Linked DNA regions of Homo sapiens: region 2 is linked to region 1. A link is a contact called in ENCODE Hi-C or POLR2A ChIA-PET data. All regions are on one chromosome and are shown on one strand. Each heading gives the region's core, a stretch centred on a gene start or an enhancer-like site at or near the end of the contact. The rest is flanking DNA. Distances are from core to core; before and after follow the strand shown.

Region 1 (4,626 bases), core at 713-3,212:
GCCCGGTCCCCTGACTACTCCATCCTACGTTTTGAACTCTTATAAACAGAGCAGAGCACCATCACCTGGTGGAGCAGCCCAGGGGGCCCAGATGGCGGCGGGCGAGATGAGGCAGACAGGCGGGAGGAGCCAGCACAGCACGCAGCCAGATGACACACAGGCCCAGCAATTCCTGACTCATGGCCACCCAGCCCGTGACTCCACCCACCGCCAATGCCCCCACCCTGGCTCACATCCCGCAGCCCACTGCAGCCTCCAGAGTCCACTCCCATTCAGAGCTAGAAAGCCATGGAGGGAGGGAGAGGCAGTGGGGCCCACCCGGGCCTGAGTGGCAAACCCAGACAACCCCACGCCGGTGGGACTCAGGGGCACCAGAGGAAGAAGGAGGGGTGGTGGTGCCACCCTCAGTGCTGGCTCTGAGCAGCGCCTCTCCAGCCTTGCGGACAGGCACCCAGCTACAGGAGGAAAACTGAGGCCTCCCAAGCCCAGCTGGTGCTGACACCCACTTGGGCTAACTTTCTTTGCCCCATGACCCCTCTTGAATCAGGGCTCCAACACCGGATGAGTGTGCCAGGCTTCTCTGCTGCCGGTTCCTCTCCCCATGAACTCACTACTCCTCTAAGAACTTTCAGTGGCTCCCCACTGCCTACGAAATCTAGTCCTAATCCTGACCTGTAATGTTTCCCTCACAGGGAAAAGGCTGATTCAAAGGGAAGGGCCGCAGGGGGCCCAGCACTGTGTCCCCAAATCTTAAGGACTTCTCACAGCACCCTAAGACACTGGCTCTGAAAGGTCCACTTGCCAGATGCAGACACTGAGGCTCAGAGCAGCAATGTGTCCAAGGCCACCAGAGTCTGAGCTGTGGCCACCCCATGGCAGGGGCTTGGCTGCTCAGGTGCCTGGTCTTCCCTGCTGCTGACAAGCTTTCAGCTCGCCCAGGAGCTCAAGGTGGCCCCCGGATCTGTCTTAACCCATCCAATGTCACAACGACTCTGGTCTTTCCCCGTGGTGCCCTGACCCCTCTGCTTGGCCCCCTTTAAGACACAGTTGATTCCCTAAGCTGCTACCCCTGCTGATACTGAGGTGGGCTTGGGCTTACTTGGGGAGGTGGGTCATGGGTCAGAGAGCACCCACCAGGAGGGAGGAAGAGGATGGGGTTGGGAGGGTGGTGGGACAGCCTGCCCCTCAGCACAGCCCCATCCCTGCTTCTGGCCCAGCTCCCTGAGCAGAGCTGAGAGACGGAGGCATGCTCCGTCGCCCGGCTTCTGGGAGATGAGAGAAGGGGCTCCTTTCCAGGCAGACAGGGGTGGATGGGGAGGTTTTGTGTTATCACCCCCCAAGCCTGGCTGTCTTCACAGGGCACACATTCAACCCACCCCAAACCCTTTATCCCATGGGATGCTCATTGCTGGGCAGAGCGTCTGCCTCTCCCTGTTTTTCTACAGATGAGACCCAGAGTGGCTGAGTGACTTGCCCAGGTGCACCAGCAGGTTGGTGGAGGATCCCAGACCAAGAGCCCCAGCCTCCTGGCTCCCAGGCCTAGTCCCACTGTGAGGTTTCTCCTGCTAGGTCCCCAAGGGTCACAGGCTTTGTCTGAGAGGAGATAAGTCATTAGCATGTGTGGGGGGTGCAGGACGGGCGTGGGCCCAGAGCTGCCACCACGGGGAGGCCCAGGGAGGGGGTCAGCGCAGGCCAGAGGCAGGGCGGCCCGAGGTCGGGCTTCCTTTCTCAAGAGGGCAGGATTCCTGGCAGCAGCTCTCATGGGAAATAGGAGAAGTGCCAGCCGTAGAGAATACGGGGTGGGGCAAAGGTGGTGTCTGGGCAGGGCTTCCTGTTGGGTGGGCGGGTGGCCACTCGCCGAGGCCTAGTGACCTGCACGGCTGCGGCCCGGGGCCAGGCCAGGGTTGGGTTTCGCCTCATCCCTGGCTCAGGCCCAGGCCACCCTGAGCCCCATCCTCCAGCCCCGCCCTGGCTTCCTGTCCCACTGGCCCCACCCAGCCCAGGGGAGAGGGAGGGCCGAGCAAGCCTCCTCAGAAGCACCAATGCTTTCTGGGGGCTGGAGTGGGCAGGCCACGCTGGCCTGCTTAGTGGCCTTTGGCCTCTTACCTCTAGGCCTCCCACCGTTCATTTTCCAGTGTGAGGCCTCGACAAAAGTGCTGCTGGGTTTTCTTCCCAGGAGGGCACACTTCAGACACAGCTGAGCGGGGGCCCCTGATTGAATCCCTGCCTTTCCAAGTCAGCAGACAGCAGTGTCCCCTGGGAGAAGTCATGCCCAAGAGACCAGGATGAGAGGAAGAGTGAACCAAGGCCAAGTTCAGGCTTCGAATGCAGAACTTCCTGGAGGGCGAGCTCTTGCAGAAGGCGTGCCACCCCACGGGGCCACGCAGCCCCACATGAGGACAACGTGATGTCAACCACAGGCACAGCGCCTAGAGAAAGACCCCTTCACCCCACCCTGACTTGGCATGCCTGAACCCCTGAAGTGTCTGGAGGAGTCTGGGTGGGAGGGGAGCTTGGCCCAGGGGCTGCAAGGCTACCCATGGCCTCCAGGTGAATCCAGCCCATTCCCTGTGGCCTCAGGAACTGGAGGCTCACCTGTCCACAGGTTGGGGGTATGGTGGGAGTGCAGAGGTTGGCAGCCCGACCCAGTGAGGGCAGAGATCTGAACAGAGGCCCTCAGCCCTCTCCAGTCCCCTCTCCTGCCCATTCATGCTCTCCCAGGGCAGAGGGACTCAGAAAGCAAATAGGCCAGAGAGCAAGGAGGACTCTTCCAGCTGGCCGACAGCCCACCAGGGACAAAAGCCTCTTGGCTTAGTGCTGGGGATGAACACAGATGGGAGGGGGTGTGGGCCTGCCTGGGGCCCAGCCTTGCTCGAGATTACCCCAGGGACAGGGACAGAGATAGGGACAGAGCAGGGATCCAGGTCTCCTGCCTGTACCAAAGGCAGCCCAAGGGCCTCCTCATGAAGGCAAACTCACAGCAGTCCCTCCTGGCTCCGGGAGCTCCTGAGTGGTGAGAAGGTGGGTCAGCCCAGCTTAGGCAGGAACTGACTTTAGCCACACCCTGGCTGCCAGCGCAGGCCACTGATGACTTGTCCAGATTACCCCAATCAAACAGGCCCTGGCGGGGCCACGTACAGACCCAGCTTGATGCTCTGCCTGCAGGGAGGAAAGCCCGGGAGGGACTCAATTGGAAACTGCCAAGGGCCTAAAGTCTGTGGCCCTAAGACAAGCAGGGTGGAAGACAGAAGTCAGCGTCAGCCTGGTGGGAGGCCAGGACCCCATGTCCCAGGAGGAACTACAAGACGGCAGTAGTAAGCCTCGTGACCCCAGAGATATGCAAGCTGAGGCTGGGGACATACAGGCCTAGGCAGCATTCTGGGATGCTGACCCAGCAGCTTTATTAAAAACCCCGGCCCAGAATCCACATTCAGTTGTAGGTGGCATGATGGCGGATCTGCGTCACCCTCAGCCCTGGCCACCCAGCTCCACCCCTTTTCCGGACAGGCGTTTCCTAGAACAGCCTGAGCACACGAGCCTGTGGGACTCTTCCAGATTGAATACCCTAGACCTCATCACAACAGAGACAAGGTCTGATGATGCTCTGTGTGGCCTTGATGCTGGCTCTCTACACCCCCTTGTCTCAGGCACCTGGTGGGCTCTGCCGTTGGCCTATCCTGGGGAAGTACGCCTAAGCTTCCTCAGAACCCAGGGGAGCCTGTGGGGTCAGCCATGCCCTGCCTCCTAGCCAAGAGCCAGCTCTCTCCTAGGCCTTACCTGGGCCTGGCCCTGGGCCCACCCTGGAATGTTGCTGGATTCCAGTTCGGCCGTGATCATGCAGGGTGAGGGATGTATCTTTTGTGGAGCGTGGGCCCCATACAGACTTGGCTGCCAGGAAATGTTTGTCAAAGGAAGGAAAGAGGGAAGAAGCAGGGAGGAGGTGGACAAACAGACACATGAATGCAGGTGGGCTCTCAGAAGCATGGCCCCAAAAAGCCACCACAGCCCTCCTCCTCCAGGCCCCCAGAGATGGTGTCATCTATGCAAGACACAGTATGCAGGCTGACAAACCTCGATGAAGGCCTGGGGAGGCCCCACTCTGCAGCTGCCACTTCCCCTGGTGCTCTGCTCCCCATGTGGGCTAGGAGAAGGCCCCCAGGTGTCCGAGCCCAGGGCCTCTGTGTTCTGCCCACATGCACACATTTGCTTTGGAAGCCCAGGGTCTGGCTCACACCTCCCTAGAGGAAGGGGACACTCTCCCTGGCTAGAAACACCTGCTTGGTCCATGAGAGGCTCGGCGGTGCCTCTCACTGCTCTTCCTGAGCCCTGCAACAATGTAGGGGTTGCATCCTCCTGGAATGGCAGTGGGGTGGGAAATGGCCAGCTCATGACAAGATCACAGGGGTTTTGCAATGAAAGGTGATGCTGCCCATCCAATGGGAAGAAAATATGTCACAGAGGCGAGGGTTTGACGAAGTTTCCAGAAGGTCTGTGTTCTGACAACCCCTATCCCTGCCTAGCCCAGGTCCTGGCACACAGTAGGTGCTAATAATTCAGTGGCCTGATGGATGCACACGGGAGGCCTGGCTTCCACACTCCTGCCACGGAGGCCAGGGCTCTAAAGCA
Region 2 (5,267 bases), core at 335-2,834, 120 kb before region 1:
AGACACAGGGGTTTGAGTCAACACGGGCCTGGACTCCTCATCAAATCTCTAAAATGGACAGACACTAAGAGGAACCTCTCCTGCTCACTGGCCTGGTGTGAGGAACCATGAGGTGAAGGAAGGGCCCCTTTGTCAACACAAGTGAGAGACGGCCCATCTCACACCAGAGTCCCACCTGGAAACCAAAAGCAGTAATATGCTGTCTCCTGCCTCCAGGAGGCAGAGTGACCAAGAACACAAGCTCTGGAGCCAGGCTGCCTGGGTTCAAATCCCAGCTCAGCCACGTAGCAGCTGTGTGATCTTGGGTAAGTTACTTTAGCTCTCTGTGCTTTGGTTTTCCCTTCTGCAAAATGGGGATAATAAGTAGCACCTACCACCTAAATTACCATGAGGATTAAGTAAGTTACTATACATAGAATGTTGGTACAATACCAGGCATGTAGAAAGCATTACATGGGAATAAACTGTTAGCAGTGTTGCTGTAGTATACATGTTCCCTTGGGATGCAGAGGGTGCTCCATTTCTCCACCTAAGTACTGTAGAAAATTGCTCAAATAAAATACAATTTCTTTCACCCATCTCCAAGAAAATCATGCAGATGCTCAGGAGTGCCCAGCCTCACACCACCCCTTCACACTGGGTGCTCCCTGGGGCAGACAGTGCCCCCTTCCCTACTGGACTGGGTGCTCCCCTAGCACCCAACTGTGCCCACATCCAGACACCCCAGGCCCTCACAGGGCCACCCCGACAGGCACTCATTTCTGACTCTGCTCTCAGGCCAAGCAGTGCCAGGAGGCTGGTCTAGGCAGACCCCTTCCTCCTCTGGAGTGTGTGGGTACAGGGGCTGGGGGGACTTTGCAGCTGTCCTCTCCACAATAGGAGGCCTGGGCGGTGGGCAGAGCCCAAGCCCCTCCTCAGCCCCATTCCACTGTGTCCAGAAGGAGGTGGGAGACGGGCAGGAACTAGGATTCCTACTCTGGCTGATTTACTCAAAGCAGGAATGAGTGGTCTGACTCATGAGCCCTGAGAACAGAACTAGCCGCAGAATTGTTACTCTGCCCGGCTGGAGGCTGGGGCTCTGGGGCTGGACTTCCTGCCTGTAGACCCGTCACTGCTGGGTGCCCCAGAAATAGGAAAAGGGGCCTCCTCCCTGCCAGCTCTCTTGGGTCATCTCCCAGGAGGAAATAGCACAGGAAGCACATGACCACAGAGACTCACAGTCCTCGGACCGGGGGCAGTGACTACTGGGCCCCAGGAGACCAGGGTTGGCTCTAGCGAGACCACCGCACCATCAGTGCAGCCTCAGGGCCATGTGTGTGCTTCTGTAAGATGGGGCACCCCTTCTGGCCCGACTCACCCTGCTGTGGATGAGGATCTAACCGGGCCGTGGGAGCACACAACCTTTTGGTTCTCCCAGCCGTGTGGTTCTTCCTACTTCATTCAAACCTCCCAAGACCCAATTAGGACCCTGCCAAGGATTACACTACCTGTATTTTACAAAAGGGAAATCCAGGCCCAAGAAGGGGTGATTCAAACAGTCACTCCACAGGACAACGGCCCCGCCCACTGCTGGTACGCGAAGGCCCCACTTTCATGCCCATAATTCTGTGACATCATGTCTGAGAGCAGGCATATCCCCAGGAGACAGCTCTGTGCCTCCTGCCTGCCTCCCACTCCTAAGACTTGGTGCCAACCCCAGCTTCTTGAACCTCCTGTGTGACTGTGGGCAACTTCCTCCCGTCTCTGGCCACATGTAAAAGACAGGGGGTGGGCACTGCTCTCTGAAGTCTGTGGCCCCCTGAATCAGCCCTGGCCTCCAAGTGGGGTCACGTTTCTCAGGGCGCAGGCCAGTCTTGACCTTGCATGACTTCTTCTCAATCTTGCAGGTGATATGGGGTGAGCTGTCTGTCTGCACACTTGGGGTGGACTGCCTCTCCACACCGCTAGCAGGGATTACAGATGGAAGGGGCTCCAGAGAGCTCACCCTGTTGGGCTGCTCCGTTGATCAAGGCCAAAGCCCAGAGAGTAGAGTGGATTCGCTGAGGTCAAACAGCCGATGCTTGCAGGACTCTGAGGGTGACAGGGTCCTAGGAGAGTGGATGGGTGGGGAGCACCCTGTGGTCTCAGCTGCTGGGGCTGCTGAGGGGCTAGGCCTTCTCCTTGGTTATAGAAAACATCACTTCTGGGGCATTGTGAGTTGGACTCTGGTGACCCTGACAGCTGACCCCTGGAACCTACATCAGAGAGGTTTTCCTTGGGGGAAAATCTCAGTCTCCGGCAGACTGATGGTATTGCTGCCTCAGCACCATCAGTAGCAAGCTGAACTGAGTTTCAGCTCCTCCTGAGTTTTCTAGATCATTCCCATGTTCTGCTCCCTGTACCTCTATCACCATCACTTGTGGGTAAGAAAGGCCAAAAAAAAAAAAAAAAAGAAAAGAAAAAAAAGGAGTTGTCTGCTGGCGCTTGGGCTGCGAGTGACCCTGTCCGTCTCTGCTGCCCCCACCCCCGGTCCCCACACAAGCTGAAGCCCTGTGCATAGGGAGGACTGGCTAGTTGGGTGGTGCAGGTGGCCTGGGATCTGCAAGCAGGCTCCCGGCCCAGCTCACCCTGCCCTACCTGCTTCCCTGTGCTGGGCAGGTCCTGCCTTCTCAGGTCCTGTGGTCCAGTCTGGCCTGAGAGAGGGCCTACAGCCTGTCCCTCCCTCTAGGAACACTCCTCGCACGCCCGCCCCCTCTCCCCAAGGGCTGCCCGGGTTGTCAGGAGCTGGGAACTGGGAGCCTCGAGGCGTGTGAACTCACCCTGGGAACTGAACTCCAGGGAACCTCAGAGCCGTCAGGGCTAGTTTTGTCAGTGCTGTTTCCCAAACCGGTTTGGCCATGCCTCACCCAGTGGAGGCTGGGCAGGATGCATGGACCCAGGATAAGACGCCAGACTAAAACCCCAGCCCAGAAAATTCCCTGCCACCTCACACTATCATCTCTAACTCAGGGGCCATCAAAGACATCCCAAAACAAGCTCAAGAGGGTGTTGTCCACAGAAAGGGAATGCCCCCCTTTCTTTTTGGGGGTACCCCAATAAATGCTTCTGCAAAGTGCCCCCTTAGTCCTACCATGCACTTTTAGCTGAGAACAGCTCACAGGAGCTGTCACCATGTACTGTGCCCTTGTGAGGGGCTGGCTCACATTTCCTCGTTCCTCAGACCCTCACAAGCCCCTCCGGAGGTGGGGTAGTCACAGGTCACAGCCCCTATCTTGGAGAAACTAGATACTGTGCCTCAGTGCACACCTGAGTATGTGGCAGGCCAGGGCCAAGGCTGGCCTCTGTCATCTTACCCTAGGGATAAAAATTTGCTGGCGGCAGGGCAATGGCGGAGGAGCTCTAGACCACCTCAGTAGGAAATTAGGTAGCACTAATAGCAAAGCAAGCGTGCTGGAGAGGGGAGAGGTGCCCTGAGAAGGGGATGGGTGGTTACAGTCCCTGCATTCAGGGCCCCAGCAATGGGCCTCAGTCCTCCCTCCCCCAGCAATAGATTGAGGCCAAGAGGTACCCAAGAATGCACCAGTGTCCGTGGTGAGGCGTGAGTGCCAAATGCCTCTCGACCTCCATTTTGCTCCAAGGACCTCTGGGCAGGAGAGAGGCAAGCTCAAGAGGCAAGGTGACAAGGTCAGCCTGCGCAGGGAGGTGAGGAGGCAGTCCCCAGGCTGGCCTGGGTCAACAGTCCCACTCCATCTGCAAGGTGAGAACTGAGCCACACCCGCATGCCCAGGAACCACGGAGCCTGCACTCCAGCTCTCATTCCAGCAGGAGCCACCCTGAGCGCCTGCTTTCCATTCCGCATGTAATTTTTCCTCGGGGCTAAACATCACTGCCCGTTGCTGGCTCTCAGGGAGATGGAAGGGTAAGGAGGGGTTATGTGAATCAATTTCTTCCCTGCATAATTTACTTTTCTGAGGAGGTCCCCTCCTTACCCTTCCCAGGTGGGTGTAGGCAGTTTAGCTGTGTCCTCTCCCACCCAGCATAAGAAGAAGTGGTTGGAGTGAGGCTGGGCCTTCCCTAGGGTCAAAAAGACCCTGGGGTCTACACATCATGGCTGTCCGGACTTCACAGACGGCAAGAGACCATGTGTTTGAGCACCGAGAGACCTTGTCATGTACTCCCTTGATTTGATTTGACCTCAACCCTTAGTGTCCAATTCCAAGCCCTTGGTTTTTCCTGCCAGTGACAACCCCCAGGACCTCTCAAGTGGCTTCATTCCACCCAGCCTGGGCTCATGAATCCAGAGTATGGGCTCTGTCCTGGGGGCCCGGTGCTGACACTAAGCCTTGGGGAGGTGGTGAGCCTAGGGCATCACTGTTTATTACAAAGAAAACACCCACAAATCTTCCCAAACCTGAAGAGTGACTCAGGAGACCTGTGCCGTGGTAACAAGGGGCAGGAGAGGAACTGAGATGGGCTGCGCTTTGCTGGGTGACTCTGCTGACCAGACTCTACCATCTCACCTCCAACCATTTGCACCCCCGACTCCACCCCACCCTTCCCTGCTTACAGTGCCTGACTGACTTGGTTAATTGCCAAGACTCTCAGGTTCCTGATGCAAGAAACTCAGAAGGCTATTCGTTCCTCTAACTCTGAGCTAGTGCACCTGAGGTCTAAACCCTGCAAAGACCGAAGCCACGAGGTCAGGCTCCACGCCAGCTGTGACCACTCTGGAAACACGTGTTGTAAGCTCAGGAGCGCATGGCACCATCTCTGTCACTGCGCCACTGCGCTGGCGCATGCAGTGGTACTTACGCGCTCCCTTCTGACCCTGTGCTATGGGAGATGACAACCTTCAGATGGGTTCTCGACCCAAAACCTGTTGTAGGGTTTTCCCTCTTATCCATTCATCCAGCAGAAGCAGCTGACGGCTGGCACATTTCATGTTTCTACGTCTTGACTTCCTAATCGGTCGTTCCATTCCTTTTCCGAGAAACCCAGAGTATGGAGGCTTGACAGCCCTGGAAATCACATATGCCTGGCTGTTATTAAACCTCTCCAAGTCCCCAGCAGATTGCCCAGTGGATGCCCACTGGCTGCCCAAACACCAGACTGGTCTCCATTCATTGCTCTGGGCCCTCCTTCCCAGCTGCAGGGGTCCCTGTGCATTCTGGAGAATACATGTCACTCTTTTAGCATGCTAGCTACCGGTTTTAGTCGTGCACAAGCACACGCCGTTCAAGACAACCTGAGATAGGGACTGAATTTATAGAACACTGAGGGGAGGGAGG

What was found. A loop is a pair of places that touch in the nucleus more often than their neighbours do. ChIA-PET counts read pairs that join two places held with the same protein, here RNA polymerase II (POLR2A). Pooled maps may share reads with other maps.
Region 2: a loop to region 1 is called in a map of ascending aorta, with 2.3 times the contacts of the local background. The contact joins two enhancer-like sites. A Hi-C loop is called at or near these places in 2 of 168 maps with a recorded cell type or tissue (ascending aorta and gastrocnemius medialis) and 3 of 50 pooled maps. POLR2A ChIA-PET finds 5 or more read pairs at or near these places in 1 of 52 experiments (H1).

Annotation. Positions count from the first base shown.
Region 1 is chr10:79,147,432-79,152,057 of GRCh38, reverse strand. All of the region lies in intron 3 of ZMIZ1 (zinc finger MIZ-type containing 1), which reads right to left. Among named protein-coding and RNA genes, the nearest start is that of ZMIZ1, 81 kb to the right of the region's middle. RefSeq lists silencers at 1,856-1,935, 1,996-2,055. Within about 2 kb of position 1,962, at least 37 of the 41 ENCODE cell types and tissues checked have a DNase peak (open chromatin) inside an H3K27ac peak, as active enhancers do; they include ascending aorta and gastrocnemius medialis, where a contact is called at or near this core.
Region 2 is chr10:79,262,633-79,267,899 of GRCh38, reverse strand. The region is part of intron 7 of ZMIZ1 (zinc finger MIZ-type containing 1); the gene reads right to left. Among named protein-coding and RNA genes, the nearest start is that of PPIF, 82 kb to the left of the region's middle. RefSeq lists a cis regulatory region at 954-1,810 and enhancers at 1,247-2,206, 2,573-2,622, 3,165-4,124. Within about 2 kb of position 1,584, at least 36 of the 41 ENCODE cell types and tissues checked have a DNase peak (open chromatin) inside an H3K27ac peak, as active enhancers do; they include ascending aorta and gastrocnemius medialis, where a contact is called at or near this core.